2 separate regions of the Homo sapiens genome follow, and region 1 is linked to region 2. A link is an interaction called in ENCODE POLR2A ChIA-PET data of the cell type or tissue named here. Cell type or tissue: PC-3. All regions are shown on one strand. Each heading gives the region's core, and the rest is flanking DNA. Links, peaks and the distances in the headings are about the cores only.

Region 1 (16,382 bases), core at 4,018-12,017, 57 kb after region 2:
TTTGTTTCCAATTTAGGGCTATTATGCAGGTTTTTGTCTCCACACATAATTTTCATTTCTCTGGAATAACCTTCAAGGAGTATGAATGCTGCCAAACAATTTTCCAGAACATCAGCAATGTTCATACATTGATAGACCTTCTCTGCATTTTGACTTGCTTTTAGAATGGTCACTATTTTATTTTAGCTGTTTTAATAGGTGTGTAATGATATCTTACCATAGTTTTAATTTACATTTCCCTAATGGCTATTGAAGTTTAATACATTTTAGGCCGGGTGCAGTGGTTCATGCCTATAATCCCAGCACTTTGGGAGGCTGAGGCGGGTGGATCACTTGAAGTCAGGAGTTCGAGACCAGCCTGGCCAACATGGTGAAACCCCCTCTCTACTAAAAATACAAAAATTAGCCGGGTGTGGTGGCATGCACCTGTAATCCCAGCTACTTGGGAGGCTGAGGGAGGAGAATTGCTTGAACCCAGGAGGTGGAGGTTGCAGGGAGCCAAGATCATGCCTCTGCACTCTAGCCTGGGCAACAGAGCAAGACTCTGTCTCAAAAACAAACAAACAAATGAACAAACATTTTAATATGCTTATCTGCCATCTCTGTATCCTCTTTGGTGAAATATCTGTTCACTTCCTTTGCCCATTTTCTAATTAGACTGTTTGGATGTTTGTTCTAGAAAAAGAGTCTTGCTCTGTCACCCAGGTTAGAGTGCAGTGGCATGATCATAGCTCACTGCAGCCTTGAAATCCTGGACCCAAGTGATCCTACCAAGTAGCTAGGACTACCGGCGCTTGCCACCATGCCCAGCTAATTTTTTTTCTTTCAAGACAGGGTCTTGCTGTGTTGCCCAGGCTGCTTTTGAATTCTCCTGGCCTCAAGCCATCTTCCCACCTCGGCTTCCAAAGCACTGGGCACAGGTGTGAGCCACTGTGCCCAACCTGTTTGTCTGTATTTTTACTTTTGAGTTTTGAAAGTTCTTTATATATTCTAGATATGAGTCCTGTGTAAGATGTGTGATTTGCAAGTATTTTCTTTCTAAATTTGTATGTCTTTTATTTCCTTTTCTTCCCTTATTGTACTAGCTAAGACTTCCAGCACTACATTGAATGAAAGTGGTGGGAACAGACATTCTTGCCTTATTTTTGATCTTGAGTGGATATATGACACATATAGTATATGTCACTAACAATGGAATACCAAAATATATGAGGCAAAAACTGGTAGAACTCCAAGGAGAAATAGACAAATCCCATTATAGTTGAAGACTTCAACGACCCTCTTTCAATAATTGATAAATCAAGTAGGCAGAAAATCAGTAAGTACATATTTTATCTGAATACCACCATCAATCAACTTGATCTACTGGCATTTATAGAGCACTCCATCCAACAATAATAGAATATACATTCTAATACAATAATAATAGAATACACATTCATATCTAGCTCACATGGAGTATTCAAGAGATAGTACATTCTGGGCCACGAAACACACTGGAACAAATGTAAAATGATAGACTCATAAAAAGTATGTTCTCAAACCACAATGGAATTAAACTAGAAACCCATAACAGAGAGAGCTGGAAAGTCCCCAAGGTATTTCTAGAATAAACAACACACTAGACTAGTAGGTAGCACATGGATCAAAAAAAAGTCTCAAGAGAAACTTAAAAATATTTTTAACTAAATTAAAATGAAAAATATAGTTTACCAAATTTGTGGGATGCAGCAAAAGCCATGCTTAGAGGAAAATTTATAGCATTAAATGCATATATTAGAGAAGAAGAAAGATCTAAAGTCAATCTAAGCTTCAGAAAGAAGAAACTAGAGAAATAAGAGCAATTTAAGCTTAAAGTAAGTAGAAGGAAATAATAAAAATCAAAGCAGAAATCAATGAAATTGAAAACCAGAAGATGATAGAGAAAATCAGTGAAACCAAAAGCTGTCTCTTTGAATTATCAATAAAATTAACAGATCTCTAGCCAGGTTAACCAATTTTTTTTAGAAAAAGAAAGATACAAATTACCAATATTAGAAATTTGTTTGTTTGTTTGTTTGTTTTTGAGATGGAGTCTCATTCTGTTGCCCAGGCTGGAGTGCAGTGGCGTGATCTTGGATCACTGCAACCTCCGCCTCCTGAGTTCAAGTGATTCTCCTGCCTCAGCCTCCCGAGTAGCTAGGATTACAGGCACATGCTACCACACCCGTCTAATTTTGTACTTTTAGTAGAGGCGGGGTTTCACCATTTTGGCCACGCTGGTCTCGAACACCTGACCTCAGGTGATCCACCCACCTTGGCCTCCTAAAGTATTGAGATTACAGGTGTGAGCCACTGCGTCCAGCCCACATGTATTATTTAGAAATGTGGTGGGATTTTTGGATTAATAGAAGTGTATTTAAGCAGGAATACATAAAATCGTCATTGCTAGACTTAATATGAGATGTTAAATGTTTGATCCAATTTTTCTTCCTGGATAAGCTTTTCTTTCCTATCCCTACCGGATCCGATTCCACATAGAGCTACTGGATGAGTATTTGATAATGGGTCTGAAATTGGGATAGACATGTGCTGATCTTACACAAGTCCAACAAATTAAGCCAAGATGTTTGATGAGCCCTCGATGAATCATCATTGGTTAGGGTCATTGTGCTGATTAAGTACCCCTGTTTAAACCCAGATTTATGGCCAAATGCTCAGGTTGCAGTTTGTGGAGGTATGTCATATTCAGCTGGATTGAGGGTCATGGGCAGAGGGGCCAGGTGTGATGGAGTATAGTTTGGGAGAGTCATCTTGGTGACCCAGTGCACAACTGCGCCTCTTGACTCATGTATTATTCAGAAATGAGGTGTTTAATTTCCATATGTTTGGAGATTTACCTATTATCTTTTTGTTATTGATTTCTAGTTTGATTTCATTGTGATCTCAGAACACATGCTGTGCGATTTTGATTTTCAAAAATTCCTTGAGGCCGGGAGCAGTGGTTCATGCCTGTAATCCCAAGTCTCTTGGATGCCACGGTAGGAGGATCACTTGAGGATAGGAGTTGAAGGCTGCAGTAAGCCATGATCGGCACCACTGCACTCCGGCCTGGGCAATAGAGCAAGATGCTGTCTCTTTAAAAAAATTTTTTTTAGTTGACTTTTATTCTGTGACTTAAGATATAGTCTTGGTGAGTGTTCCATAAGCATTTCAAAAGAATGTGAATCTTGTTATTGTTATGTGAAGTATTGTCTAAATATTAATTAGATTCTTTTGATTGATGGCTTTTTAAAGTTCTTATACATCCTTGCTGCTTTCCTGTCTAGTGTTTCTTTTTTTTTTTTTTTGAGACAGAGTCTTGCTCTGTCGTCCAGGGTGGAGTGCAGTGGCACAATCTCGGCTCACTGCAGCCTCCGCCTCCCGGGTTCAAGCAATTCTCCTGCCTTAGCCTCCCGAGTAGCTGGGATTACAGGCGCCCGCCACCACACCCGGCTAATTTTTATATTTAGTAGAGACAGGGTTTCACCATGTTGGCCAGGCTGGTCTTGAACTCCTGACCTTAGGTGATCCACCCGCCTTGGCCTCCCAAAATGTTGGGATTACAGGTGTGAGCCACCATGCCCACCCTTCTGTCTAGTATTTCTATCAAGTGTTGAGAGAGATGTGTTGAAGTCTCCAACTTTAATAGTAGATGTCTATTTTTTTTTTCAGTTCTACCAATTTTTGTTTCATAGATTTTTAAGATCTGTTGTTTGGTATGTACACATGTATGATTGCTATGTCTTCTTTGTGATTTGACCCATTTAATATCTTTTTTTGGCCCTGGTGATTTTCTTTGCTCAGCAGTCTATTTCATCTGATATTGAAATTGCTAACTCTGCTTTCTTTTAATTAATCTTTGTATGGTGTATCTTTTTTCATCCTTTTATGTTCAGTCTACCTATGTCATATTTGAAGTGAGTTTCTTGTAGAGAGCTTATTTTGGGTCATTTTTTTCACTCCGTTTTGCCAGTCTCAGAGTTATAAAGTATATTTATAGACTACCGGCAGTTAATGCAATTATTTGTTAGGGTTTAAGCCTGCCATTTGATTGTTTTCTTTTCATTCCCTCTGCTTTTCATTCTTCTCTTTTATTTCTCTACTCTTCCTATGGGTTAAACAGTTTTTAGAATTCCATTTTTTTTATCTATGGTGAAGTGTTTTTTTTAAGTGTATCTCTTTGTGTAGGTTTTTTAGTGGCTGCTTTCTATATTACATCATACATAACATAATCTATGACCATCTACTGGTATCGACACTTTTGCCACTTTGAGTGAGGGATAGAAGCCTGACCTCTATTTAGGTCCCTTTACCCTTCTCCTTTCATAATGTAATTGTCTTAAATATCTTCATTACATAAATTGAATCCACATCAGACCATGTTATATAATTTCTGTTTTAGCCATCAAACATAATTTAGAAAATGCAAGTGAAGAAGGATAGCCCATCATATTTACCCATATTTTTATTATTTCCATTGTTCTTTCTTCACTCCTGATGTTTCGGGTTTTCTTCTTTCATCATTTCCTTTATGTTTGGAGAACTTCCTTTAGCCATTCTTTCACGGTACAGCAGGTCCTCAAATAATGTTATTTTGTTTAACGTCATTTCTTTATAATGTTGATGAGAAAAAAAAACAACAACTGATTCCCAGCCATGGCCACTGTCTGTGTAGAGTTTGCACATTCTCGTCATGTCTGTGTGGGTTTTCTCTGGGCACTCCAATTTCCTCCCACATCCCAGAGATGTGCACATTAGGTTAATTGGTGTATCTAAATTATCTAAATTATCCAAGTATGAGTGAGGGGTGTGTGTGTGTGTGCGTGCACGCATTCTGTGATGGAATGGCATCCTTTCCAGGGTGCCTTGCACCCTGAGCTGCCAGAATAAGATTCAGCCACCCAGGACCCTGAAATGGAATAAGCAGGTTGGAAATGAAGAATAAGTGAATACAAATTATTGTAAAATAAAAATTTGTAAAGTATATAATAATCATACAAATGCATAACAGTAAATAATTTGGTATAAGAGCACTCAGCCAGCCTGCCATATTTATTATTGTTTTTGAACTGCATGGTGGTAGGAGATACTCCTTACAATTTTTGCTCTGCAAAGATTTATTCCTTGGTTTAACTCACCACCATGATGACTGCTGTCACTCACTGCTTATACTAATCCAGCATGACCTCACTTTAATTACATCACCAATAGGTGAGTAAATAATGAACTTCCCTGTTTTATTAATCTTTCTTAAATGTATGTATAGCTCACATTTATTTTAATGTTTAATACTAGATGTGTCTGGGCATTTATTTAGAAGCGTGGTATTGTTTTTGTGACCAGAAGTATGCTGTATGGACTTACCTTGTTAATATCAATTAGTCTACGATAAACTTGCTTTCATTATACATCATTTTGGTTAAAGTTGCAGTTTCCAAGAAACTATTGATGACATTAAGGACTTACTATAGTTCTTCAGTTAACAAATTATGTTAGTTTTTCCTTCATTTGAGAATGTCTTGACTTTCATACCTGAAGGATTTTTTCACTTTGCTTAGCATTCTGGGTTGACGGTTTTTTCTTTCAGTACTTAAACATATTGTGCCACTTCTTTCTGGCTTTCACAGTTTCTGATGAGAAATCTGCTGCAATTTAAATTGTTGCTGTATTATTGGTAAGGTTAATTTCTCTGCAACTGCTTTCAAGACTTTAGTTTTCAGAAATTTGTTTATGGTGTGTCTTGTATGGATTTCTTTGGTTTATCATGCTTGGGGTTTAGTCAGCTTCTTGAATCCGTGTGTGTATGTCTTTCATCAAATTTGGGACACTTTCAGCTTTATTTCTTTGAACACATTTTTAGCTCCACCTTTTTTTTTTCTCTTCACCTAGGACTCCCATGACACAAATGTTAAATCTTTTGTTATAATCTTCCATGTTCCTGAAGCTTTGTTCTCTCTCTCTCTCTCTCATCTCTAGATCACCTGATCCAGCAGGTGATCTGCCCACGTTGGCCTCCCAAAGTGCTGGGATTATAGGCATGAGCCATCCTGCCTGGCTGAAATCCTCTTTTTATTTGTACTCTTTTTATCCCTGCAAATCTAAGGTGATGTTTTTGGATATATAATCCTTTTTAAAACTTGTGGGTCACTTTGAATCTTATTCAATATTACTCTGTTAGACAAAAGACATGCCCACAGATTTCTTTGCAATAAGCCCTTCTCTACTCTAGGCTTCGGCTGAGATGGCTAAGAGACAACAATCAGCCGTAAGATTTCCAGAATCACTATTGTTTTGATTTGGAGGATCTGTGAGACATATCCATAATTTGTTTAGACTCTTTAAATATGACTGAATAGTATTCTGAGGCACTGCCTTAAGTCTTTCTGAGATGTTAACAAAATATTTTACATTAATATTCTTTTTTTTTTTTTTTTTTTTTTTTTTTTTTGAGACAGGGTCTTGCTCTGTCGCCCAGGCTGGAGTGCAGTGGTGCGATCTCGGCTCACTGCAACCTCCGCCTCCCAGTTTCAAGTGATTATCCTGCCTCCGCAGTAGCTGGAATTATAGGCATGTGCCACCACGCCCAGCTAATTTTTTGTATTTTTAGTAGAGATGGGCTTTTACCATGTTGGCCAGGCTGTACATTAATATTCTCAGTTTCATATTTGGACCAGGCTTTCCTGGCAGTGCCCTGTATTTGAGTTTTGCTAGGAAGCCATTTTTAAATTTTACTATCATCTGCTATTTGGAGAGGATAAGCATTTTCTAAATCATGAAGTCTTAGCTCTTTCATGTTTAACATTCTTTCCTTTTAAAAAGTTCAGCGTTTTTCAACTCGAGCCCTATTGATATTTCAGCTAGGATAATTATTTGATGTGTGTGTGTTTGGTGGGGGGATTGGGGTGGTTTGAGGGGGGCTGCCTTATACATTGTAGGATGTTTAACAGCATCCTTGGCCTCTGCCAACTAGATGGCAGTAGCAACCTCCCCAGCTTTGACATCTAAAAATGCCTCCAGACATTGCCAAATATCCCTTGGGAGGCAGTGTCACTCTCACTGGAGAGCTCTTGCTTTAGTTTATCCCTTTGCTCCTCCCTTTCACTATAGGCAGCAAGAAGAAAGCAGGTGGCGCCTTTAACATTTTGCTTGGAAATTGCTTTACTTAGATCATCAAATTCATTAGGCACATTTTCTGTTTTCCACTTTATTGAAGGCAACAGGGTTGCTAATTTTTGTGTCACAGTATAGTTTCCAATAATATTTACTTCACTTGTCTGGGTATGGTGGCTCATGCCTGTAATCCCAGCACTTTGGGAGGCCGAGGCAGGTGGATCACCTGAGGTCAGGAGTTCTGGACCAGTCTAAACAACATGGTGAAACCCCACCTCTACTAAAAAAAAGCCGGGTGTGATGGCATGCACCTGTAATCCCAGCTACTTGGGAGGCTGAGGCAGGAGAATCACCTGAACCTGGGAGGCAGAAGTTGCAGTGAGCTGAGATCAACAAGAGCAACACTCTGTCAAAAACAAAACAAAAAAACAACAAAAAAAACCCCAAAAAACAAAAAAACAGAAAAACAGTATTTACTTCACTTTCCTGCATACCCTCACTGCACCTTATCTAAGGGCCGAGGCTTCTTTAACAGCTTCTTCAAGGTGCTTTAGGTTTTTACTATACTCTTCTCAAAGTCCAATTCTAATGCCACTCCTGCATATTAGAGTACTGTTACAGCAGTACTTTACCCAGTACCAAAATCTTTCTTTTCCCCTTTAAAAATTTTTTTCTTTATATGTTCCAATGAACAGAATTTTAATATGTTACCTATTGCTGCATAATAAACTATCCCAGAATTTAGCATCTTAAAACAAGAAGTATTTACTATCTCAAAGTGCTTGAGTATCAGGAATCCAGGAGTGGTTTAACTGAGTGGTTCTGCCTAAGTTTCCCATGAGGTTTCAGTCAAACTGCTGGCCAGGGCTGTAATTATCCCAAGATTTTACTAGGGCAATTTTATCAATTTCCATACTCAATCATGTGGTTGCTGGCAGGCCTCAGCCTTCATGGGCTCTTGGCCGGAAGCTTCCTTTCCTTGCCATGCGGGCCTCTCTATAGTGGCTGTTGACAAAATGGCAGCTTGCTTCTCCCAGAGTGAGTGACCCCAAAAATAGAGTACACACTAAAGACAGAAGCTGTAGTCTTTTTTTTTTTAATTTGAATTTTAGAAGTGACATACCATCATTTCTGGCATATCCTGCGGGTCACATAGGTAAACTAATGGTGGCAGGAGGCAGACAGGTTCCTAGGTGGGAAGGGGTGGGTCCTTGGTGAAACCCCACCTTCAAGCCAGGGATGACCTGAAGCCTGACAGCCAGGCCTCCAGTTCTGTGTGGAGTCCACTACCTAAAGTGAGAACTTCCTTGATGCCTTTTGGCCAATCAGATGGTGCTTTTTCCTGACCCGGCCAGATTCATGGACTCGTTGGGACTACCTGCCTGCAGATAGGAGCTACCCACTTTGGGTCTCCTCTCCTCTGAGAGCTGTTTGGTCAGCCGATAAAGCTGTTCTCTGCCTTGCTCACCTTCCAGTTGTCTGTGTAACCTCATTCTTCACGGATGCTGGTCAAGAACTCAGGACCTGCCAAATGCGGGAGTAAAAGGAGCTGTAACACTTTCCTGGCCGGCTCGCTGAGGTGCAGGTGGGAGCTAAAGGGGCTGTAACACGTTCCTGGCTAGCTCGCTGAGGTGCAGGTGGTGACACGTTCCTGAACTGCTGGAGTGAAGAGTGGAGACCCTTCTGGAGGCCCAGACCTCGGGATTCTCCGAGCCAGAGCGGTAACACACTAGTTCTCCTGCCCTCTGCCAGCGCCAGGCTGCCACCCCATGCAACAGGAAGCAGTGGCGGGGCCAGGCCAGCCCAGGAGCCACAGGCCGGAGCAGGGTGGCAGGACTGAAAGAGCAGTAACACAAATGGGCTGAAACTCCACCCCCTGAAATACAGCACCCCCACCTCGCTGAGCGGCTGCCGGTGATGAGAAAGAGAGAAGAGCTGCAGCCCTTCTGGGGGCCCAGATCTCGGGGCTCCCTGAGGCAGGGCTGTGACATGCTGTAACACCCTCTTTGGGGCTCTGCAGTTCCTGGTGTCTCAGAGCTTTCAGGTGCCACTGCGTTCCCCTGGTCCAGACGCTGGTGCCTATAGCAGAGGTCGCTTGGGGTAGGTCTGGTCCAGCCAGAGCCTTGCATGGAGCTGGTGCCTGTGCCAGTGCCTGGAGCTGCTCACGTGGCTGCGGCAGCTTGTGTGCCTGGCTCTGTGTGGTGACTGGACCTCACGCTTGCTCACACACCCCCCCACCACTCCATGCCTGGCTTACCCTTGGTAGGCATGGGATCCGGGCTGCACTAGCCAAGCACAGCCTGCCAGGTGAGTGGGCAGAACGAGTGGGCACAAGCAAAACTCCAGCAGAGGCACCACCAGCCACAGAGGTTTTGCACTGACCAAGTGACACCCAAAGGATCCCGTGACATAACCTTGGTACAGTGTAGGAGAGGACTGCCCGGATGTACATGATAGGTGGTAAGGAACATTGGGAGGTGTTTTGTGGCTGACTGTGGCCACAAAAATTTCCATTTTATTCCATCCAATATGTTTTTCTTTTTTTCTTTTTCCTTTTTTTTGTTTTAGAGTCTCGCTCCGTTGCCCAGGCTGGAGTACAATGGCGTGATCTCGGCTCACTGCAAACTCCGCCTCCCAAGTTCAAGTGATTCTCCTGCATCAGCCTCCCAAGTAGCTGGGATTACAGATGCATGCTACCATGTCTGGCTGATTTTGGTATTTTTAGTAGAGACGGGGTTTCACCATGTTGGCCAGGCTGGTCTCGAACTTCTGACCTCAAGTGATCCACCCATCTCAGCCTCCCAAAGTGTTGGAATTACAGGCATGAGCCACTGCACCTGGCTGTTTCTTCTTCTTTCTTTTTTCTTCTTCTCTCTTCTTTTTTCTTCGTCTTCCTCCTCCTCTTCTTCTTTCTTCTTCTTCTTCTTCGACTGAGTCTCGCTCTATCACCCAGGCTGGAATGCAGTGGCATGATCTAGGCTCACTGCAACCTCCGCCTCCTGGATTCAAGTGATTCTTGTGCCTCAGCCTCCCAAGTAGCTGGGATTAGAGGCACCCACCACCACGCCCAGCTAATTTTTGTATTTTTAGTAGAGACGGGGTTTCACCATGTTGGCCAGGCTGGTCTTGAACTCCTGACCTCAAGTGATCCGCCCGCCTCGGCCTCCCAAAGTGCTGAGATTACAGGCGTGAGCCACCACACCCGGCCTATTTTATTATTTTTTTGAGATGGGGTTTCACTCTGTTACCTGGGCTACAGTGCCGTGGTGTGATCTCGGTTCACTGCAGCCTTGACCTCCCAGGCTCAAGCGATTTTCTTGCCTCAGCCTCATGAGTAGCTGGGACTACAGGCATGCACCACCATGCCTGGCTAATTTTTGTATATTTTGTAGAGATGAAGTTTCTGCCAATGTTGCCCAGGCTGGTCTCAAACTTGTGGGCTCAAGCGATCCTCCCAGCTAGTCTCCCAAAATGCTGAGACTACAGGCATAAGCTCCTGTGCCTGGTTCAACACTTTTTTTTTTTTTTTTTTTTTTTTTGAGACAGGGTCTTGCTCAGTTGCCCAGGCTGGAGTGCGGTGGTGGCATCTCAGCTCACTGCAACCTCCACTTCCCAGGATCAAGTTATCCTCCTACCTCAGGCCTCCAAATAGCTGGGAATACAGGCATGAGCCACCATGCCCAGCTAATTTTTATATTTTTTGTAGAGACGAGGTTTTGTCATGTTGCCCAGGCTGGTCTCAAATTCAAGGTCAAGCGATCCACCTGCCTCAGCCTCCCAAAGTGCTAGGATTACAGGCCTGAGCCAGTGTACCCAGCCATGTATTTTCTAATATCCCTTGGACTTCATCTTTGACTCATGTTTTATTTTGAAGTATTGGGATTGTTTTTCAGTTATCTTTCTGTTATTATTTCTATTTAATTCTGTTATGGTCATACAACATAATTTAAATTCTTCTAAATTTGTTGAGGATTGTTTTTGTTGCCCAGAATATGATGAATCTCTCATTGAATGTTGTATGTGCAGTTGAAAAGAATGTTTATTCTGCTGTTGGTGGGTAAAGTGTCATGAATATAATTAGGAGAAATTAATGATAGTGTTAAGGTTTTCTATATCCTTGCTTTTTTGGTGTACTTATTTTATTGATTATTGAGAGAGAAGGGTTGAATTATCTAGGTGCAATATAGATTTTTTCTGTTTCTTATTTCAGGTCTACTGGTTTTTACTTCATATATTTTTGAAGCTCTGTTGTTAGTATATACACTCTTATGACTGTTAAGTCTTCTTGGTGAATTGAACCTTTTATTATTAAATAATACCACTTTTCCTCCCTGGTAATAGTCCTTCTTAAATCTACTTTGTCTGATATTAATACTGTCACTCCAACTTGCTTGGTTTCATGTTTGTATGGTGTGTCTTACTCCATTCATTTTTTTTTTAGGGATCCAATTCCTCTACACATCCTTTTACTTTTAACCCATATATTTCTTTATATTTAAAGTGGGTCTTGTGGACAACATATTATTGCCTCTTACTTTGCTCCCAATCTGCTAATTTGTCTTTTAATTGATTGTCTTTTTACTGATACACTGGATTAAAATCTATCACCTTGTTATTTGTTTTCTAATCTTTCATCTGTGCTTTTTTTCTTTTTTCTTCCTTGATTTGGATTATGTTTCGAAAAGGAAAACTCCCAATCTCATGGGTGCTGCAAGTAGACAAGATGTATTGCATCTGATTGAAATAGTTTATTATTCATAGCACAACAAACAGTGTGAACATCAGCATAGTTGTATTGGTTCCCCTGGTCCTACATTCAACAGATGATGCAGTGAGCCCAGATGCATGGTATTCACACAGTGGGTTTGCATTGTAGCTGAGGGACCTAGGCCCAGCACTTTTTATTTTATTTTATTTTATTAATTAATTAATTTATTTGAGACAGGGTCTCACTGTGTTGCTTAGGCTGCTCTCGAATTCCTGGACTCAAGTGATCCTCCTGCCTCAGCCTCTCAAAGTGCTGGGATTACAAGCATGAGCCACCACGCCTGGTCCCAGGACATTTTTATAGCAAGCAGTAAGCAAGCCTGCCTTGGTCTGAGAAATGATCTCACCTCTCAAAACTCTAGCTGTACTAACAATCCTGAACAAGGACCCAGGTGAAAGAGAGGTCTGGGCCTTGTGATCTTGACATACTCAGCAAGACACGTTGGACACAAGTGGCCTAGGGAGGAAGCCTCCCAACATTAGAAAAAATTATTATATGTACTTGTTTTCATGTTCAACAGTCATTTTAAAAAATAAATTTTATTGTATATGTTTAAGGTATACAACATGATGTTATGGAATACATAGATATAGTAAAGTGATTACTATAGTGAAGCAAACGAACATATCCATCATCTCACATAGTTACCTATTCCAGCATTTTTATGATTCCATTTTCTATTATTGGCTTGTTACTTACACCTCTCTAAAAAAATTTTTTTAGTGGTTGCTATTGAATTTACTATATCTTTAATCAGTCTATCTTCAAATAATGTTATACCACTTCTTATATATCATAAGGACCCTTTAACAGCATATTTCCCATTCCTCCATCTCCTCATTTTTACTGTTGTTATTGTCATACATTTCACTTTTATATATGCTATGAGGCCACAATGCATTGCTTTAGTAAAGCAGTTACCTTTTAAAGTGAGTAAAAATGAGAAACAATGTCTCTTATATTTACCTTTATTCTATCTGTTTCCAGAGATCATCATTTCTTTATGTAGATCCAAGTTTCTCTCAGGTATCATATTTCTTCTGCTTACAGAACGTCCACTGGTAATGAATTTTCTCTCTCTCTTTTTTTTTTTTTGATCTGAAAAAGTGTATTTCCTTCATGTTTGAAAGATGTATTTGCTAGGTATAGAATTCTGGATTGGCAGTTTTTTGTCTTTCAGCATTTTAAAGATATGACTCTATTATCTTCTGGTTATATAATTTCTGATGAGAAGTCTTCTGTAATTCTTTGTTCCTCTGTAGGGAGTGTGCCTTTTTCCTCTAGATGCCTTCAATATTTTCTCTTTATCTTTGGTTTTCAGCAATTTGAATATGATATATTAGGTTGTGTTTGCATGTGCTTCTTTGTTGTGTTTGTATATTGGCATTTAATCTTTTCTGGATTCTGTGAGTTTCTTGGCTCTGTGGTTTGATATCTTTCATTATTTTTGGAAAATTATTAGCTATTATATCTACAAATAAATATTGTATCTACATATATATATTTTTTTTTCTCTGTTTCTTCTCCTTCTGGGATATGAATCACTTATATGTTAGCGCTTGGATATTTGTTCTGGTTTTTGTTTGTTTGTTTCACTCTTTTCTTTTTCTGTTTCAATTTGAGTATTCTCTATTGACCTATCTTCAAGTTCACTGGTTATTTCCTCAGCTATGTCGAGTTTACTGATTGATATAGTTTGGTTGTGTCACCACCCAAATCTCATCTTGAATTGTGGTTCCCATAATCCCCACGTGTCATGGGAGAGACCAGGTGGAGATAATTGAATCATGAGGGTGGTTCCCCCATCCTGTTCTCATGATAGTGAGTTAGTTCTCACAAGATCTGATGGTTTTATAAGGGGCTTCCTCCTTCCCCAGGCACTTCTCCTTGCTGCTGCCACATGAAGAAGGACGTGTTTGCTTCCCCTTCCACCATGATTGTAAGTTTCCTGAGGCCTCCTCAGCCCTTTGGAACAGTGAGTCAATTAAACCTCTTTTCTTTGTAAACTACCCAGTCTCAGGTATGTGCTTATAGCAGTGTGAGAACAGACTAATACAGTAAACTGGTATTGGTAGAATGAGGTGCAGCTATAAAGATACCTGATAATGTGGAAGCAGCTTTGGAACTGGGTAGCAGATAGAGGTTAGAACAGTTTGGAGGGCTCAGAAGAAGAAGGAAAATGTGGGAAAATGTGGAACTTCCTAAAGTCTTAGAGGGCTCAGAAGACAGGAAAATGTGAGAAGGTTTGGAACTTCCTAGAGACTGTTGAATGGCTTTGACCAAAATGCTAATAGTGATATGAACAATGAAATCTAGGATGAGGTGGTCTCAGATGGAAATGAGGAACTAGCTGGGAACTGGAGTAAACTTCACTTTTGCAATGCAAAGAGACTGGTGGCATTTTACCCCTGCCCTAGAGATCTGTAGAACTTTGAACTTGAGAGAGATGATTTAGGGTATCTGGCAGGAGAAATTTCTAAGTGGCATAGCATTCAAGAGGAAGCAGAGAATAAACTTTTGGAAAATTTGCAGCCTGATGATGTGATAGAAAAGAAAAACCCATTTTTTTCTGGGAGAAATTCAAGCCCCTTACAGAAATTTGCATAAGTAACAAGGAGACAAATATTAATCACCAAGACAATGGGGAAAATGTCTCCAGGGCATATCAGAGACCTACACAGCAGCCCCTCCCATCATAGGCCCAGAGGCCTAGGAGGGAAAAATGATTTCCTGGGCCAGGTCCAGTGCTCCCTTGCTGTATGCTGCCTCAGGACTTGGTGCCCTGCATCCCAGCCACTCAAGCCATGGCAAAAAGGGGCCAAGGACAGCTCGGGCTATTGCTTCAGAGGGTGCAAGCCCCAAGCCTTGGCAGCTTCCATGAGGTATTGGGCCAGCAGGTGTGCAGAATGCAAGAATTGAGGTTTGGGAACCTCCGCCTAGATTTCAGAGGTTGTATGGAAATGCGTGGATGTCCAGGCAGAAGTCTGCTGCAGGGGCGGAGCCCTCATGGAGAACCTCTGCTAGGGCAGTGCGGAAGGGAAATGTGGGGTCAGATCCTACACACAGAGTCCCCACTGGGGCATTGCTTATGGAGCTGTGAGAAGAGGGCCACTGTCCTCCAGACCCCCGAATGGTAGATCCACCAACAACTTGCACTGAGTGTCTGGAAAAGTTGCAGACACTCAATGGCAGCCATGAAAGCAGCAGGGAGGGGGTCTCTACCCTGCAAAGCCACAGGGGTGGAGCTGCCCAGGGCTGTGGGAGCCCACCTCTTGCATCAGTGTGACCTGGATATGAGACCTGGAATCAAAGGATATTATTTTGGAGCTTTCAGGTTTAATGACTGTCCTATTGGATTTCAGACTTGCATGGGGCCTGTAGCCCCTTTGTTTGGGCCAATTTACCCCTTCAATTTCTCCTATTTAGAATGAGGGTATTTACCCAATGCCTATAACCCCATTATATCTAGGAAGTAATTAACTTGCTTTTGATTTTACAGGCTCTTAGGTGGAAGGGACTTGCCTTGTCTCAGAAGAGTCTTTGGACTTGGACTTTTGGGTTAATACTGGAATGAGTTAAGACTTTGGAGGACTGTTGGAAGCACATAATTGTGTTTTGAATTGTGAGGACATGAGATTTGGGAGGGGCTGGGGCAAAATTATATGGTTTGACTGTGTCCCCACCCAAATCTCATCTTGAATTGTGGTTCCCATAATCCCCACATGTCATGGAAAGGACCAGGTGAAGACAGTTGAATCATGGGGGTGGTTTCCCCCATCCTTTTCTTGTGATAGTGAGTTACTTCTCATGAGATCTGATGGTTTTATAAGGGGCTTCCCCCTTCGCTGGGCACTTCTTGCTGCTGCCATGCGAAGAAGGACGTGTTTGCTTCCCCTTCTGCCATGATTGTAAGTTTCCTAAGGCCTCCCCAGCCCTGTGGAACTGTGAGTTAATTAAACATCTCTCATTTATAAATTACCCAGTCTCAGGTGTGTCTTTGTAGTAGCGTGAGAAAGGACTAGTATACTGATAAGCCTGTCAACAGCATTCTTCAAATCTGTTATATGTATGTGTTTTTTCTTATTTCTAGCATTTCTCTATGTCTCTTTTTTTGTAGTCTTCATATTTCTGCAAAAATTCCCCTTTTGTTCTTTCATATTGTCTACATTTTCCACAAGAGCCTTTCATATTCACGTATTACTTATAGTTGTCTTAAGTTCTGTGTCAGATAATTACAGCATCTGCATCTTGCACCTGGTCTTGCTTTCTCTCTCTCTCTCTTTCTCTTTCTCTCTTTCTCTCTTTAATATAGAAACAGGGCCTTACGATATTGCCCAGACTGGTCTTCAGACTCCTGGCCTCAAGCATTCCATCTGCCTTGGCATTCCAAAGTGCTGGATTATAGGTATAAGCCACCACACCTGGACTGCTTTGTCTCTTGACAGTAGGTTTTTTTGGTATTTTAAAAGTTGTGTGTGTGTGT
Region 2 (16,382 bases), core at 3,678-11,677:
TGTCCTGGATGAAGCCAGGCTCTGTCCCTATAGCTCAAGCCTCCTTGGAGCTGCTGGCTCTGTTGATTCCCAGGAGACAGGAGTTACCCAGCATGGGCCCAGGGTGCCCACTTGCCAGGCCGGTTCATCCAGGCTGGCCCTCGGCCATGACCTTGGGGAGTTCCCTCCATCCCTTTTGTCAACACCTGGGACAAAGCATTCCTCACCGCACATTCCAGTAAAGAACTCTCAACTGAGGCCAAATCGGAATAGCCCTTTATAGTGTGCAAAGTTATTTCATATTTTATTTTTCATGGACTCATTATATCAACCCCAGAAGGTATCACTGTACCCATTTTACAGATAAGGAAACTGAGGCTCATCAAGTTCGAAAGCTTCTCAGCCAAGGTCACAAGGCTGCCAAGTGATAGAGTAGGGGGAGGGGAAGCTAACCCAATTCGAAGGAGCCTCCAGACTTACAAGGGAAATTAACTTTTAATGATTAACTCCCAGATGCCAAACTTATACAGTGAAAGTCCTTTGCAAAATAAATGAGAAAGACTTAAGGCAGAAGAATGACTCAATGCCTATTTTCCAGAAGACTTTGATAGGTGCTTTTTCCTCTCCCTCCACCAGGCTGCACAGTCAGAGCCACCCCATAAGGAAGGTGTAGTCTTTCAATGTTCTAGGGCAACCTGAATAGGCAAAAGGAAGGGGCACCAAGGAGCCTCATGGCTGGAGGCATCCCTGCCTGCAGGTGCTCTCCCCCGCTGAGCCCCATTCCACCTTCAAGGCATCTTATAAGCAGCATGGGGACTTACCTGCCAGGACCTCCGTTCTCTCAAAGATGTTGCTGCCCTGCACAGTGCTGGACATTGACACCTTGTTGGACACATCCTCACTCTCTTCAACGGGTGAGATTCTCTTGGGGATAACCTCATTCTCCTCTAGTTTCTTGGGTTCGGTGGGGACTTGGCTCCCAGACCCTGCCCTCTCAGGGATATGGTTATCTAGAGGCACCTGGATGGGCGGAAAGGAGAAGAGACACTCAGCGTATTTTGGAAGAGACTCAGGGCAGGGGACAGGGACATTCAGCCAGGCAGAGAATCTGGTTCTGCCATATTCAGCTGAACCATATGGTCCTGGAGCAGGAATTGGCAACACTGTCTCCACAATTATGCTGCCAAAATCCTTATCCCCAACTTTTTTAGTATATCTGTCCCAAATGAAAAATGAATGCACCCAAGGGAACAGGGAAGCAGGTGCTCTCCTGCACTGCTGGCCACTGGTTATTCTAGAGCAACCACTCTGGAAGCAATTTGGCAAAACCTTAGACATCGCTTGCCCTTTAAGGTGGCAGTTTTGCCCTGGAAACTCTATTGTAAGGAGCTCTTCAGAGACTACGTGTAAAAGATGCTTGCTGCAGCTCCTCTGCCTATGAAGTAGCCATTCTTTTATTCCTTTACTGTCTTAATAAACTTGCTTTCACTTTACTCTATGGACTCACCCTGAATTCTACCTTGTGCAAGATCCAAGAACCCTCTCCCTTGGGGTCTGGATCGGGACCCCTTTCTGGTAACATCTTTCTGGAGAACCACAGAAGGGATGAGACGGAGGAGACTCCCGAATCAAAGGAAATGGACTGCAGCACTGATTGGAGGACTTTGGATATCACCTTTTGTCAGAACTAAGAGTTATGAATGGCCCTCACCATACTGGCCCTTTCTGACTGAACCCCTCTCTACCATGGATACAAGAGGCCCTAATAGTTAAGCAGGAATATCATCACCCTATTCAGCATGAAGAAGTTATAGAAGATGGATCTTTGTCCCTCTGCAACCCTTAGGATTAAGGGTTTTCTTACAAAAGGGAGGGGGAAAATGTCAGGTGTTTGAACCAGAGTGCCTACATCTTGAATAGGGGCTGGGTAAAATAAGGCTGAGACCTGCTGGGCCGCATTCCCAGTAAGTTAAGCATCCTACGTAACAGAATGAGATAGGAGGTCTGCACAAGATACAGGTCATAAAGACCTTGCTGATAAAACAGGTTGCAATAAAGAAGCTTGCCAAAAACCACCAAAAACAGGATGGCAATGAAACTGTTGGTCTCACTGCTCATTATATGCTAATTATACTACATTAGCATGCTAAGAGACACTCCCATCAGTGCCATGGCAATTTACAAATGCCCTGGCAAAGTCAGGAAGTTACTCTATATGGTCTAAAAAGGGGAGGAGCCCCTAGTTCTGGGAATTGCCCACCCCTTTGTTGGAAAACTCATGAATAATCTACCCCTTGCTTAACATATAATCAAGAAATAACCATAAAAATGGGCAACCAGCAGCCAATGCCACTGCTCTACCTATGGAGTAGCCATTCTTTTATTCCTTTACTTTCTTAATAAACTTGTTATTGCTTTGCAAAAATAAAAAAGATGTTTGCTGCAGTGTTATAATTTTAAAATGTTAACAAATTATAAGCCATTTTTCCGTCAATAAAGGGAATCAGGTAAACTATTACGCAGCCTATAAAAATGACAAGAGCATTAAATTATGCAGGGAAATACTCATGACCAGTCTAAGTGAAAAACGCAGTTCATAGAATTATATATATATACTTTTTTTTTTTTTTTTTGAGAGGGAGTCTCTGTCGCCCAGGCTGGGGTGCAATGGTGCAATCTCTGCCCACTGCAATCTCTGCCTCTCAGGTTCAAGCGATCCTCCTACCTCAGCCTCCCAATCAAGTAGCTGGGACTACAGGCGCACGCCACTGTGCCAGGCTAATTTTTTGTATTTTTAGTAGAGATAGGGTTTCACCATGTTGGCCAGGCTGGTCTCGAACTCCTGACCTCAGGTGATCTGCCCGTCTTAGCCTCCCAAAGTGCTGGGATTACAGGCATTAGCCACTGTGCCCGGCCTATATATATACTTTTCTATCAATGCTAGGAAATAGCTATAAATGTAGAGAAAAGGAGTTGGTGTTGACGGTGACTATCCCTGCAGGGAGGATGGCCTACCAGCAACCTACAAAATGAGCCTGGGGCCAGATTTGTTTGTTTGTTTGTTTGTTTTAACACAGTCTGGCTCTGTCACCCAGGCTGGAGTGCACTGGCACAATCTTGGCTCACTGCAACCTCTGCCTCCTGGACTTAAGCCATTCTCCCACCTCAGCCTCTCAAGTAGCTGGGACTACAGGCACATGCCACCACACCTGGCTAATTTTTGTATTTTATGTAGAGACAGGTTTCATCGTGTTGCCCAGGCTGGTCTTGAACTCCTGACCTCAAGCCTCCCAAAGTGCTGGGATTACAGGCCTGAGCCACCATGCCCACCCCAGGGCCAGATTTTTAAAAAGCCTTCCCGCATAGTGGGGTAAGACCCCTCACTTATTCTGCCTATGGGGGCTGTATTTTCTGCCTCTCCCAATAGGTCTGCTATAGAGGAGCAAAGTGGAAGAGGCAGAAGCATGTAGCTACTTACCAAGGGATGGACAACTTCAGGGCCGATCATGGAGTCTTCCAAGTCATCTGTAAGGTCAGAATAGCTGTGTGAGTGAGGTCCATTACCCCAGGAAAATGACCCCTTCAGCCAGGACTGGTGGGAGCTCCACCTTACAACCAGCTTCCAAATGCTCAATGTCCAGCAAGCGAGCTTCCCCACCCCTACTTCAGTCATCTCATCTGTAAAATGGGGCTCCTCAGACCCACCCCCTGGCTCTTTCACAGGAATGTGTGAGCTGGCAGCTGGGCAGAGGCTTCATCAGCTCTAAACCCTTGCTCTGCAAAGTGTGGATCCAAAAACCAATAGCAACACCTGAGAGCTGGTTAGAAATGTAGAATTTCAAGGCCAGGCGCGGTGGCTCACGCCTGTAATCCCAGCATTTTGGGAGGCCAAGGCGGGCAGATCACTTGAGGTCAGGAGATCGAGACCAGCCTGGCCAACATAGTGAAACCCCGTCTCTGCTGAAAATACAAAAATTATCCACGGGTGATGGCACGCGCCTGTAATCCCAGCTACTTGGGAGGCTGAGGCAGGAGAATCACTTGAACCCGGTTGGCAGAGGTTGCAGTGGGCCAAGATGGTACCACCGCACTCCAGCCTGGGCGACAGAACAAGACTCCGTCTCAAAAAAATAAATAAATAAATTCCCTCCATACGTATTCCTAAATACATTTTTCCCAATAATGGGCTCGTAACAATATATCATTAACATCTTTCCATTACAATGCTTAAAGAGTTACATTATTATTTTAATTACTTCTATTCAATGAATTTCATTTATTTTCAATAGTCTCTTACTGTTGAATGTTTAAAATGTTCTTATCTAAAAATATTGTCATGATCAGAAAACATTAAAGCTAATATTTCACTTATTTAAAAAGAGTAAAAATAATTCATTGGTTAAAAAAAAAAGAAGAAGAAATGTAGAATTTCAGGGCTGACTGAATCAAAATCTACTTTTTTTTTTTTGAGACAGAGTCTCTCTCTGTCGCCTGGGCTGGAGTACCGTGGTGCCATCTCGGCTCACTGCAACCTCTGCCTCCTGGGTTCAAGCGATTCTCCTGCCTCAGCCCCCCGAGTAGCTGGGACTACAGGGGTGCACCATGACACCCAGCTGATTTTTGTATTTTTAGTAGAGACGGGGTTTCACCATGTTGGTTGGCCAGGATGGTCTCGATCTCTTGACCTTGTGATCCGCCTGCCTTGGCCTCCCACAGTGCTTCAATTACAGGTGTAAGCCACCGCGCCCGGCCAAAATCTACATTTTAACAAGATCCCCAGGGAATTAACTTTTGAGAAAGAAAACTCTAACTGCAATATTAAAACATTTCCTGGGCGACTATGTGAGATGATGGATATATTACTTAACTCCACTGTAGTAACATTTTTACTATCTATATGTATCCCATAATATCATGTTGTATGCACATAATGAAATTTATTTTTTTATTTTTATTTTTTTTCAAGACAGAGTCTTGCTCTGTCACCAGGCTGGAGTGCAATGGCGTGATCTCAGCTCACTGCAACCTCTGCCTCCCGGGTTCAAGCAATTCTCCTGCCTCAGCCTCCCAAGTAGCTGGGATTACAGGCACTCGACACCACACCTGGCTAATTTTTGTATTTTTAGTAGAGACGGGGTTTCACCATGTTGGCCAGGCTGGTCTCAAACTCCTGACCTCGTGATCTGCCTGCCTTGGCCTCCCAAAGTGCTGGGATTACAGGCATGAGCCACCGTGCCCGGCCATAAAATTTATTTTTTTTTTAAACCAAACACACACGTACTGAGTGCTTGGTAGGTGCCAAAAGCTTTAAGTCAGTTCAGTCCCCACAACACTGATGTACTATCTTTATTATTCCCATTTTACAGATTAGAAAACTGAAGCTCAGTTCACACAGGATGGAGGCTTGAACTCAGGACCATGTGACTCCAAAGCTAAAACTTGCAAAGCTAAAACTTGCAATCATTAACACCTCTCTGCACATAGGAGGGACACTTATTAGCTGTCTGGCCTAGAGGCCTTGGGCCCTTCACCCGCCCCCACCCCCACTGAAGCAGGGACTTGTTCTTGGTTTCCCAACTACATCTCTGCCCACTCATGCCCCCTCCCACCCCATCCCCACTTCTAAGCTGCTACTTTTCCTTTTTTGTTTTGAGACAGGGTCTCACTCTGTCACCCAGGCTGGAGTGCAGTAGCATGATCTTGGCTCACTGCAGCCCCAACCTCCTAGGCTCAAGGGATCGTCCCACCTCAGCCTCCCAAGTAGCTGGGACTCCTACAGGTGCATGCCACCACATCCAGCTAATTTTTGTGTTTTTGTAGAGACAAGTTCTCACCATGTGGCCCAGGCTGGAACTTTTCCTTTCAAAAAAAGGAAAACACTCTATGGGTCCTCCTTCCCCACTCCCACCCTGTCCTGCCACCCATCCTACCCTCACCCCACCCCCACCATGCCCTGCAGAAAAGAGAAGAGCTTATGAGGACACGTTCAGGCTGGAGCTCAGAAAACCCAGAGCTACCAATGACTTCAAAGCAGCAAACAGCTTGTCCCCAGGGGCTCTCAGGGATGGAATAGGTTAATCCATTACTTTTGTTTCCCCTTTTTTTGAGAAGGAAGAAGGGCACTCTAGGAAAAGTCCCACAAAAATCCAAGTCTCAAGGCATGGTCACCCTCCTGGCTGGTGAAGCCACCACTCCCTCCAGCTTTGTGCCTACGCCTGCCCAGCACACCTTCCGTACCCAGATCTCCAGAGCCAGACAGCTCAAAGTCATCAGATTCCTGCCCGGGCCCCACTACATCCTCATCGTCTGGTAGGGCTCCGGAGAAGTATCGGCCTTCTAGGAGGTCCTGGGGGTCGATGACCTCAGTCTCTCGGATCTAAGATAAAGAAAGGAGACACATCAGCCAACATCCCCAGTGCTCCATGACAGCTGATGCCCAAAAGCTAGTGAAGTGGGCATTCAGAAACTAGAAAGAGACCAGGCCAGGGCCTGGAGACCTGCGTCCTGGATCCCACTCTACCTCTAACTCACCGCGTGTCCTTAGGCAAGTCTCTTTCCATTCTGGGCAAATAAAAATAGTACATGAGGCTGGGCACAGTGGCTCACACCTGTAATCCCAACACTTTGGGAGGCGGAGGCAGGCAGATCACTTGAGGTCAGGAGTTCAAGACCAGCCTGGCCAACATGGTGAAACCCCGTCTCTACTAAAAATACAAAAATCAGCTGGGCGTGGTGGCTTACGCCTGTAGTCCCAGCTACTCGGGAGGCTGAGACAGGAGAATTGCTTGAACCCGGGAGGCGGAGGTTGCAATAAGCCAGGATCACGCCGTTGCACTCTAGCCTGAGCTACAGAGTGGGACCCCCGTCTCAAAAAAAATAAAAACAGTAAATGAGGTAATAATCAAATTATTAATATGGCTAGATATCCTTTACCGAGCACTTGCTATGTGCTGGGCCCTGTTTTAATAACTCTGGAGGCATGTTATTCACTTCTTTTTACAGCCGAGGGAGTCATTTTCTTTTGGTGACACAGCTGGCAGATGGAAGAGCGAGGATTGCATACGCAGGGCTGCCTGACTTCAGAGCCAGGAGTCTCCATGCACAGGGCCCTGGGATGCTACACTCCAGGGCTCTGTGATGCAGTGGCAGCTGATTCACACAGGACAGGGAGTGGGCTCCTGGTTCTGGTCTTGCCCAGTCCAGGATACTTTTCCCAGCTGAGTCAGTCTGGGCCGGGACAGACAGGGCTGCCTCACGCACACCCTAAGACAGCCTCAGGTCAGGGCGCTGCCCAGACCTGATGACTCAGGAGTGTACTCCTGGATTCAGTCTTGCCTTCCAAACATCTCCCACAGATCTACTCTGCTGCCAGCACCATGCAGACACCGAGAGGCACAATCCCTACCCTCACAGACCATCCACTCCAGTACCCATAATCATCACTCAGCCACTACCCTGTGGAGACACAGCTGATCAGGACAGAGTCTCAGGTCCACTCCCACCAAACCGCTTGCCAAAAGAAAGTGTCAAAGGTCCCGGGCAGCCCTACAGTACATCAGTTACCCTGCTCCCATCCTGTAGCTCCACCGAGTGGGAACAATGTACCCTCAAGAGCACAGGAAACATTTGGATGCCCATCACCCTTCCTCCAGCTTCTGGGCTCAGGCTTCTGTTTGCCCAGAGAACAGCAGCTCTGAGCAAAGTTCATTATTCTACTAATTAATTCAAACACTAAAGTGCCTAGTATTTGCCAGGAGAGTTGGGGTTTTTCATTAAGTTCAATACACCATGCCCCTCCCGCTGAAAGACATTCCCATCTTCTCCAGACGCCATAACTGCAGGAGCTGGGGGTCTGCTTAGAATCACAGAATGCCAGGACCCAAGGAGCTCCTGTCCTCCCGTTTCACACAACTTGAATCTGAGCCCGGAACAGGGCAGGGACTTGCCCAAGGTCACACAGAGCGTTCGCTACATAACTCAGGATAGAAAGAGGTCAGGTCTCTGTTTCGGACACCCCAGGCAGTCCTTCACTCAGCTGAGACTGCCATTGACAAAGGAGGGTGTCTGAGAAGGAACATCTGTCCCTAAGATAAGGTTATTATCATTGCAGGAGAGGCCCAGGAAAGCTGCTTCAGAGCCACTCCTGTACTCTCCCCACTGGGCTTCTGGGGAGAGGCAGGTGGAACCTGACCCTCATGCACCCTCTTCCACCCCCACAGAGGGAGAATGCTGGATTCCCGGAAGGGAGCGGGGTCAGGCCACAAGGAAGGCAGTGGCCAGGAATCACTCTCTCCCGGGGAGTGGGGAGAATGCTGAACGCTTGGCACCCGTGGGGGTGGAAAGCCAGAGAGGTTAAGTGCTGCTCAGAGATGACTTCATGACTCGGGAATCAGGAGCTGCCGGGCTGCTGGTGCTGGAATTCAAGCCCCCGCACATAGCCCGTGCCTGTGGCTTTGGTTTGGCAGAGCAGGAGGAAGGCTCCTCATGGCTGCCCAAGTGCCTATACCTAAGGGCAGGGTCCCTGTGCTCCTACCTCCATCTCCTGTGGCAAATCCCCCAAGAACCCAAGTGACAGGCCTTAACCAAGCACACAGCCTGTCTAGGTCCTTTTAATAGTCCCTTTTTGCAGAGATGGAAACAAGGGCTCAGAAAAGTAAAGTCACTTGTCCAAGGCCACACAAGCAGGAAGTAGCCACACTGGGCCAGAACCCAGGCTTCACTGACCTGGACATTTAACCACAAACACATAAACACACGCATGAACACATATGTACACGGGGTCACCAGCCTGCCCCAGGCTCCAAGGGAGCCCTGTTAAGTAGGGGGGTCAATCTAGCCGGGAGAAAGAAAGAATGGTACACTTTGGCCAGCTGTTGACCAGGTCAAAGTCCTCAACAGGGGCTGTAGTTCCATCAGGAGACTTGTCTCAGGCTGAGAGACCTTTTCCCACCCCTCACTGCCCCCAGGAGCCATGGAAGGTTGTTTATGCATCCAGCCTCTCTTTCAGTATGTGAAAGTGCTAAGAGGTATTTCAAAACAACCCATGGGATTAGCATGCCCACTGGCTGTTAGGAATTACCTCCGTTTTACATTAGAGAAATGAAGGCTATGAGCGAAAGTGGGGCGTGAAGATCTTGCAGCCAAGTCAGCAGCAAAACCAAGGCTGAAACCAAGATTTATTCCCAGTTCAGCCCTCTTTGTGGGCACCTGTTCATCCTTAACCCTTCATTTTTATACTCAGTTTCCAAAAAAGAAACTAGTCTAGTCTGAAGTCACCCCGGGGCTCCGCGGCACGGCCTGGATTCGATCCTATTTCAAAGCTCTGAAAAGATGGAGTCTTCAAAGGCTGCATTTAGATGAGCCCAGGATTTCCCTCCTACAGCAAGTCAAGGGGCTGGGAAGAAACTTCTTCCAGCTCCCAGTGGTGATAGGAGGACACAGGGAATTAAATCTCTCCTTGAGCTCTGGAAGCCCCCTCTCTGCCCTGTTTTGGTCCCTTCTCCACCCATGACCTCTGACAAGAGGGAAGGCAACTCCAAAGTGGATAAGAGCCATTTAGGACTAGGCCAGCAAGACGGGACCAAGCCCCGTGGGATTGTGGGCAATCACTCTTTTTTGTGTAAAGGTTGGGAAGGCACCAACGGTCCTCCTCTCCTCCGCCCTCTTTTCAGATAAAGCCCATTGAGTCTGGGGTGACTTTGAAGAACCAGGCCACCCAGCAGCCAGGCCCAGCCCTGACCAGAGATGGACCCCGCCCTGCTCCTGGCTAAGAATGTGGTCTGTTCTCCTCAGCTCACCCCACCTTTGCCCAGGCATGTGTGTTCGTGTGTATACATGCACAGGCACCCTCTCTGGGCTCTCAAGTCTCCTTGTATCTTTGTCCCTTTCATGAACACACAACAGAAATTACCAACTAAGTAAGACAGTGGTGGCTAGGCACAGTGGCTTAATCCCAACATTTTGGGAGGCCAAGGTGGGAGGCTCACTTGAGCCCAAGAGTTTGAGATCAGCCTGGGCAACATGGTGAAACCCCATCTCTACAAAAATTAGCCAAATGTGGTTGTGCACGCCTGTGGTCCCAGCTACTCGGGAGGCTGAAGTGGGAGGATCACTTGAGCCCAGGAGGTCGAGGTTGCAGTGAGCTACGATCGTGCCACTGCACTCCAGCCTGGGTGACAGAGGAAGACCCTGTCTCCAAAAAATAAAAAATAGGGCAATGGGCCTAGGTCCCACAGACTCTGCTGGCCCTGTGGCTGGTGGGGATCTGGGATTAGTGCCTGGGGGTTTAGAGATACTACATTCTTCCCCAGACTGTTGGGGAGAAAGAAGGGAGGGGAAGTGCTCTTTTGTTCTACAGAAACTAACACCTGCCAACAGAAGGTATCTGATTTTATAACCTAGCAAACAGACAAGACAAGGGATTTTGCCAAGGTCATCCAAGCAGCTGGCAGCGGAGATGGACTTAGAACCTAGGTATCCTGGCTCCCAGACTGGAATTATCTTCTCTCCCCTTCCAGGGTGTTGGCTGCCCCTAAGGGTCTCAGCAAATCCACAGGCAGCAGCTGTCATTACAGTTATACTCCCCATCTAGTCTTTTGGCTATAGGCATGAAGCTACGAAAAGGTCCTATCCCAACCCTATCCCCAAATCCTATGGCTTCTATCACCCCAGGAAAAGCATGAGTGACTAAAAGGAGTATCCACTACATGCCAAGCACCATGCTGGGTACTTTGTTTATACAAGTTCATTTAAATGGCAAAACAGCCTTGCAAGGTGCTCTACCCATTTTGCAGATGAGAAGACTGAGGTTCAGCTGAGTCACTTATCCAACGTCATGCAACTAGAAAGCTAGAGCTGGGATTCAAATCCAGATCTTCCTCAAGAACACGTCCCAACCACAACTAGGCTTCTCACTGCCACCCACTCTTCACTTCTCTCCAGCCTAACCCGCCAGTCCACAACACACTGGCTGGGCCAGGGCTCCAGGGCAACCCTGTCCCTGCCTAGGAGTAAACAAAGGTGAAAGTGATATCACTTAAACAAAGGAACAGAAACTTGGCTGGGGCACCAGAGAGGAGTTCAGGGTCAGGGCTTGGATAACTGTGAACTAATGAGAGCCTCTCCCGACCTGGCTCCTCCCCAGGGGAGGTAGGGTCGGGGACACACTTGACCCTTCTTTCAGGAGGCAAGACCAGAAGGGTAATAACTGGGCAAGCCAAATTTAGTGGGGAGAGGGGATGGTGAGTACCTGGGGCTCCAACACCTGGACCCACCAGAATGATTTCTAGCAGGAGACCCCCAGCAGCGTACACTACTCGTAACTGTTCTTCCCCACCCCACCCACTTCTTAAGGGCCAGACATTCCCCAGAATGGCTAAAACCTGGGGCCCACAACTGTGACTCTACCACCCAGAGTGGTTGTGCATCAAGGCAGATTCACAAGTGTGAGTTCTGCCACTTCCTAACTATATGAGCTTGGGAGTTTATTTCATCTCTGAAATCCTCAGTTTCCTCTTTTGTGACTAGGGCTGGTAGCACCTTGCAGGGTGATGAGGATTAAGAGGAATGCATTTGTGTGTGCAAGGGACCCAGCACGTGATCAATGAATAGTGGCTGTGATTAACCCCTACCTGCCTTCCTCCTGGCCAGTGGGATCAGTGCTCAAAGGATCAGAGGCCTGGGAAAACTTGCAGAGGCAGTTCTGTTGCTGGAAGGAAGCTAGCCTGGGGACAGGGAGATGGTGCTTTGCAAACTGTAAAGGAATATAATCTATAATAGGTTATCATTTTGCTTCTGAGCCCAGAGACTTTTCAACAACCAATCAGGTCCCTTCAGACTGTGAAAAAAAGATACAGAGATAGTCAGAGACCTGCCCAAGGTCACACAGCTTTGACCACCTGTCCTAAGCAGACAGAGGTAAAGACCATTTTTATTTTCCCCGAAGGTGCAAATGACAGTGACCAGAAACACCTGAAATTCTACTTGGGGACCTGGGTCCCCAGGGACAAAATAAATAAATAAAAATCTAGAAGGTAAAAAGAAACTACACACCAATCCATGGTCTGGTGCTCTGGTGCCTGAATGGTTAAACCAGGTCTGGGGGTGGGGGTGGAGTGAGGGTTCAAATGTCGCCTTCAAGGTCGGGTTACTCTGAACACAATCACTCAGGAGAGAGCCAGGCCTGGCACTGCCTGCAACCAGCTTTTCACCAAGCCTCAGGGCAGCCCATTCCCACAGCAAGAACTCCAGGATCCTAGGGTGCCAGCTAGAAATGGGGGAAGGGTTCAGGAGCCTCTGGATGTCTCCCTGCCAGGAGCTGACCCAGCACCCTTGTTACTAACTCCCTGGATGATCGTGGACAATTCCCTTCTCTGAGCCTCAGTTTTCCAATCTGTAAAAGACAGGTCTCAAAGAGACAAGCCTCCCTCTGTCCCAGCCCAGTAACCAAGCTGGGCATTGCTCCGATTACCGGTGGAGACAGCCAGGAGGGGGCTGGCTCCCTCAGGGCCTCAGAGACAGAGGTGCATTGAAGTTGGAGCTTGTAATCTAGGCAGCAGATCCGAAATCCCTGCTGGATCCGAGGGCTAGGGAGGCTCTCGGGATGTAAACAAACCTCCTGTGTTCTCAGAGCAGAGTAGAGAGCCCACGCTGCAGCCTTATCTCAGCTGATTAGATCAGCCCTGGGTGCTGGCTTCCTGCCTCTTCCCAGCCTCCCTCACCGACCCCCAAGGAAGCCATCCTCCAGACCAGGTCAGTCTGTCCCACAGACGGCTCCGGCAGGGCTTCTCCAAGGCAAGGAGTATCCCCACTCTGGGTAGCCGGGCCAGCCATGTGCCACATCTGCCCCCACGCCCAGAGGCTAGAGTGACACCGCCAGTCCCCGCAGGCCTGGCCACTGACTGCTGGGCTTCACCAAGTCACTGTTTCCACACATACCAGCCTCTCCCTGCCTCCCCTTTCCATTACCCCAGGTGTCACCTGACCAGCAGCCTCTTCTACTGTGCCAGAGAAAACTGGAGCAGCCGAGCTCCCGGGCCTGGAGGACAGGGGGAGGGGTGAGATGCAGCCTGAAGGGGTGGGGGCCGCTGAATAGGAAGGTCTGGGCTGAAGGTGGGGGTTGGGGGAAGCAGGAGGCAAGAACAAGGCTGGGAAGTGGGGGAGGGAGGAAGGATGGCTGTAGAAAGGTCAAAGCCAGAAAGAACTGCTGAGATCAGAGTGACCTTTTGGGGAGTACTGCAGCCCCCTGAAAAGGATAAAAAGGTCTAAACCCCAATAACTGTAACTCTTAGTTTACATTTTCAACATATGCACAGACACCACCTCCCCAAAGCCAAACTCTGGCCGGGTTAAGAACCCTCGTCTAGGTGCTAATAAAGCCAGAACTTTACAAGTTTGCCAAACAGCGATGATGACCTTTGAGTGCCACAGGTGTTTTATAGAGGACACTGGAGTTCACATCAACAAAGTGACGTATTAACTGTGTGTGTCCCTGGGTGAGCAGCAGAGCTAGGACGGGGGCTGGAGTTTTCTGTACCCTCTTTTTCAGTCACCCAGCCTTCAGCAGATGGGACCAGAGAGGCCCCAGTGAGATGCAAGAATGTGCCCAAGGTCACCACTGTGTTAGTTAATGACAAACAAGCCCAAGAAGTCAGGCTTATTCTTCTAAGGTTAAATGAGACCCCAACTGTTGACATATGTGTTCTCTCTCCTCCCTCTCTAGGGCACCATGCAGTGAAAACATACGAGAAACTGGCTTTTCAGAACACTGTACCTTTTCTGTCCACCAACACCCCACCCCTCAAAGTGCTATTTGCAATCACTCAGCCTCCTTAAGGGTAGAAACTCTGCCCCTCCAGCACAGGAGGGTGACCCCAGGTCCTGGACAGTGTCCAGAGTGGTCTGATACCCTTGGCAAACCCCCTGCCCCCTCTCCCTCCAGGCTGCAAACTGTTCAGCATGAGGCTCCAGCAAATCCCAGCAGGAGAGGTGGGGCTGCCCAGAACTGGTTCTTGTTTAAACATAAACCCATTCGATAATTAGCAAACAGCCCACTTCTAAGATAAACAAATAGGAGATTTGGACTCCAAAAGCCCCACCCTAGATTTCTCCCTTCCCACCTCCCAGCTGTGGGGGTAGATAAGGGGGATAAGGGGGATGGAGAAAGCTTTCCAGGAGACCTGGGCTCAGAATCTTCAGAGATAGGACCCCCTGGCATGAAGGTGGCCTGGGCAAGGAAGGGAACTGTCACTAAGTAACACCTCCTCCCTACCAGGCATGGTACTAGGTGCCTTTATTTACAGCCCTGTCGTCTCCTTTAAGCTTCGCCACACCGGTATCATGATCTTCTTAACAGACCAGGAGGCTGGGGCTCAGAGGTGGAGTAGCATGACTGAATTCATGTAGCCAGTAAGAGGTGGACTTCGCACGTCTGGAGTTAAGTCTGTGTAACACCAAGCCAATGTTTCAATGCCCTCTGGCCAGCCCCAGGAAGCAAAGAGGAGTCCTCACAAACATCAGAAAATCCTGGGGTCACACCAAACCTGAACAGTACCAGCTTTTGCTCTCTGAAAAAATGCAGGCCAGTTGCAGCCTCAGTTTTGCCTTAAAGAGGAAAAAAGTACTACCTGCTCTGCAGAGGTCTAAAGCCCAATTTTGAGGACTGGCTGCACAATGTACAATGTCAAAGTCTACATGCAGGCAAGGGGCTGTGAAAGTGCGGGACCTAGTACAAACATGTCCTGTATGTCCCCTCGAGCCCCGGACACTGAAACAGTGACTCCCAAAGGACAAGGTAAAACTCTGAGCTCATTCCAACACCCCCACCACAGAGCTGTCCTATTAGCCAAGAGTTTGAAAGGAAATGGGTGACTCAGGCAGGCTACGCTAGCATGCAGTGACTCACAGCGCTCGGTCCAGCCCCTTACCCCAATTTTAAGCATTCATTTGGAAATCACACTCGCCTGTCCAGTCCGGGAGGTTGAAGGACAGCTAGGAGCCAACTTCTCCCAACAGGGAGATGGGGCTGGGAGCCCAGCCTGGCTTCCCCAGCTCCTCATTCAGGCAGGCTCAGCACTCCAAGTCCTTGGAAAAGCCCTCTGTTTCTAGGAGCTGGGGATGGCAGGAGCTGAATGTCCCCCCGCCACCCCAACTTCTCTTCTGAGACTGGGATTTGTTTAGACTCTTCACCAAGGAGGCCAGCAAAGGGCCCCTCCCCTCATCAATGGGCTCTCTGGGCAGGAAGGACCCTTGGAAGGCAATGGTCCAGCCTCCTTATTTTAGAGTTGGGGACACTGAGACCCAGAGACAGGGCATGTTTGCTCAAGGTCACCCAGCAACGCAGAAGTAGGACCTAAGGTATCTACCTTCAAACCCAGCAAATTTCCTCATCTGGAATATTCTGAGGACACTCAAACCAGACACCTTGCCCTATCAGAAGGACCTGGTTCTGACCTTAGGAAGCCACTGCATTGTTCCGAGCATCAATTTCCTGTAAAAATAGAGAAAATGGTACCTCGCAGTACTGGGAGATACTCATACTAGCAATAAATAACAGTAATGAACCATTTAGAATAAAGTTACATGCACGAATTTATTCATTCATACAAGCATTTCCTGAGTACAAACTAGGGGACAGGTATTTCACAAAAACAAATAGAGCAGAGTTCCTGCCCTCAGTGTGCGGGGGGAGAGAGGGAGGGATTCAGCATTTGGTGGAGTATGTTAATTCCCTCAAGTTAATTCCTTCAAGAGAGAGACCTCTTTTGAATAGTAGGTACTTAAGTTATTAATCAAATTGAGAGATGGAAAGGACTCTGGAGGCTACCCTGTTCAAACCTTTCATTTTAAGGTGGGGGATGTCAGCCCAGCGGGGAAAGAGGCCTCCCCCCAACCTCATGGAACCCTCCAAATCATGGCCCAAATATTTTCGTGGGTGTTTGATAACTCCCTGGGCTCAAGAAGTCCCAAGAGCTCTCACTGTTCACTCAAGGGTCCTAGAAGCCCCTAGGCTTCCGCCCCCACCCCTACTCCCATGTAATCAAGAAGAGGACGCTGTAGAAGACCAGAAATGTCCTTAAGCTAAAGTACACTTGATAGGTGATAGGTGGGGGACACTTCCCCACAACCGCCTGGGCCCGGGGCCAAGTCAGTAGGCTGTGCCCCTGGGTAGGAACACCTTTGGGTGGAGGGGACTCCCAAAACAAGGCTGCCTTTAATTGGCCTGAGAGGGAGTGGCAGGAAGGCAGATCAGGGAATGCTCCCAGCTGGACAGGAAGAACTGGTTTAGTATAGCAAGCCCAGCCAAACAGAGGAGAGGACAGCTGGGTACTGAGCCTGGGTTCCCTTCCAAAATATGGGGGTGGTAAGGGGAATGATGGAACAGTCGGGGGAACACCACCCACAAT

Evidence for each region. Peaks named below come from ENCODE experiments on the same cell type or tissue, not always from the same donor. Only the 100,000 strongest peaks of a DNase experiment are listed, where the experiment ranks them.
Region 1: POLR2A ChIA-PET joins it to region 2 with 31 read pairs; 13 of 35 experiments call an interaction of 5 or more read pairs at or near these places.

What each region holds. Positions count from the first base shown.
Region 1 is chr20:45,385,914-45,402,295 of GRCh38, forward strand. The region is part of intron 3 of SYS1-DBNDD2 (SYS1-DBNDD2 readthrough (NMD candidate)); the gene reads left to right. LOC107985404 (a long non-coding RNA gene) reads right to left here. Exons shown (of 5, transcript XR_007067608.1): 4 at 12,866-16,382; 5 at 8,575-8,655. It also overlaps the pseudogene NDUFB4P10. Among named protein-coding and RNA genes, the nearest start is that of DBNDD2, 14 kb to the right of the region's middle. In PC-3, for the core only: CTCF peaks have their summits at 7,007 and 7,207; no DNase peak of the experiment used is centred there.
Region 2 is chr20:45,329,566-45,345,947 of GRCh38, forward strand. It overlaps SDC4 (syndecan 4), which reads right to left. Exons shown (of 5, transcript NM_002999.4): 2 at 6,217-6,355; 3 at 3,458-3,504; 4 at 801-999. Among named protein-coding and RNA genes, the nearest start is that of SDC4, 11 kb to the right of the region's middle. RefSeq lists an enhancer at 12,868-13,762. In PC-3, for the core only: no CTCF peak of the experiment used is centred there; DNase peaks (open chromatin) are centred at 7,216 and 8,376; H3K4me3 peaks cover 1,845 bases; H3K27ac peaks cover 3,943 bases.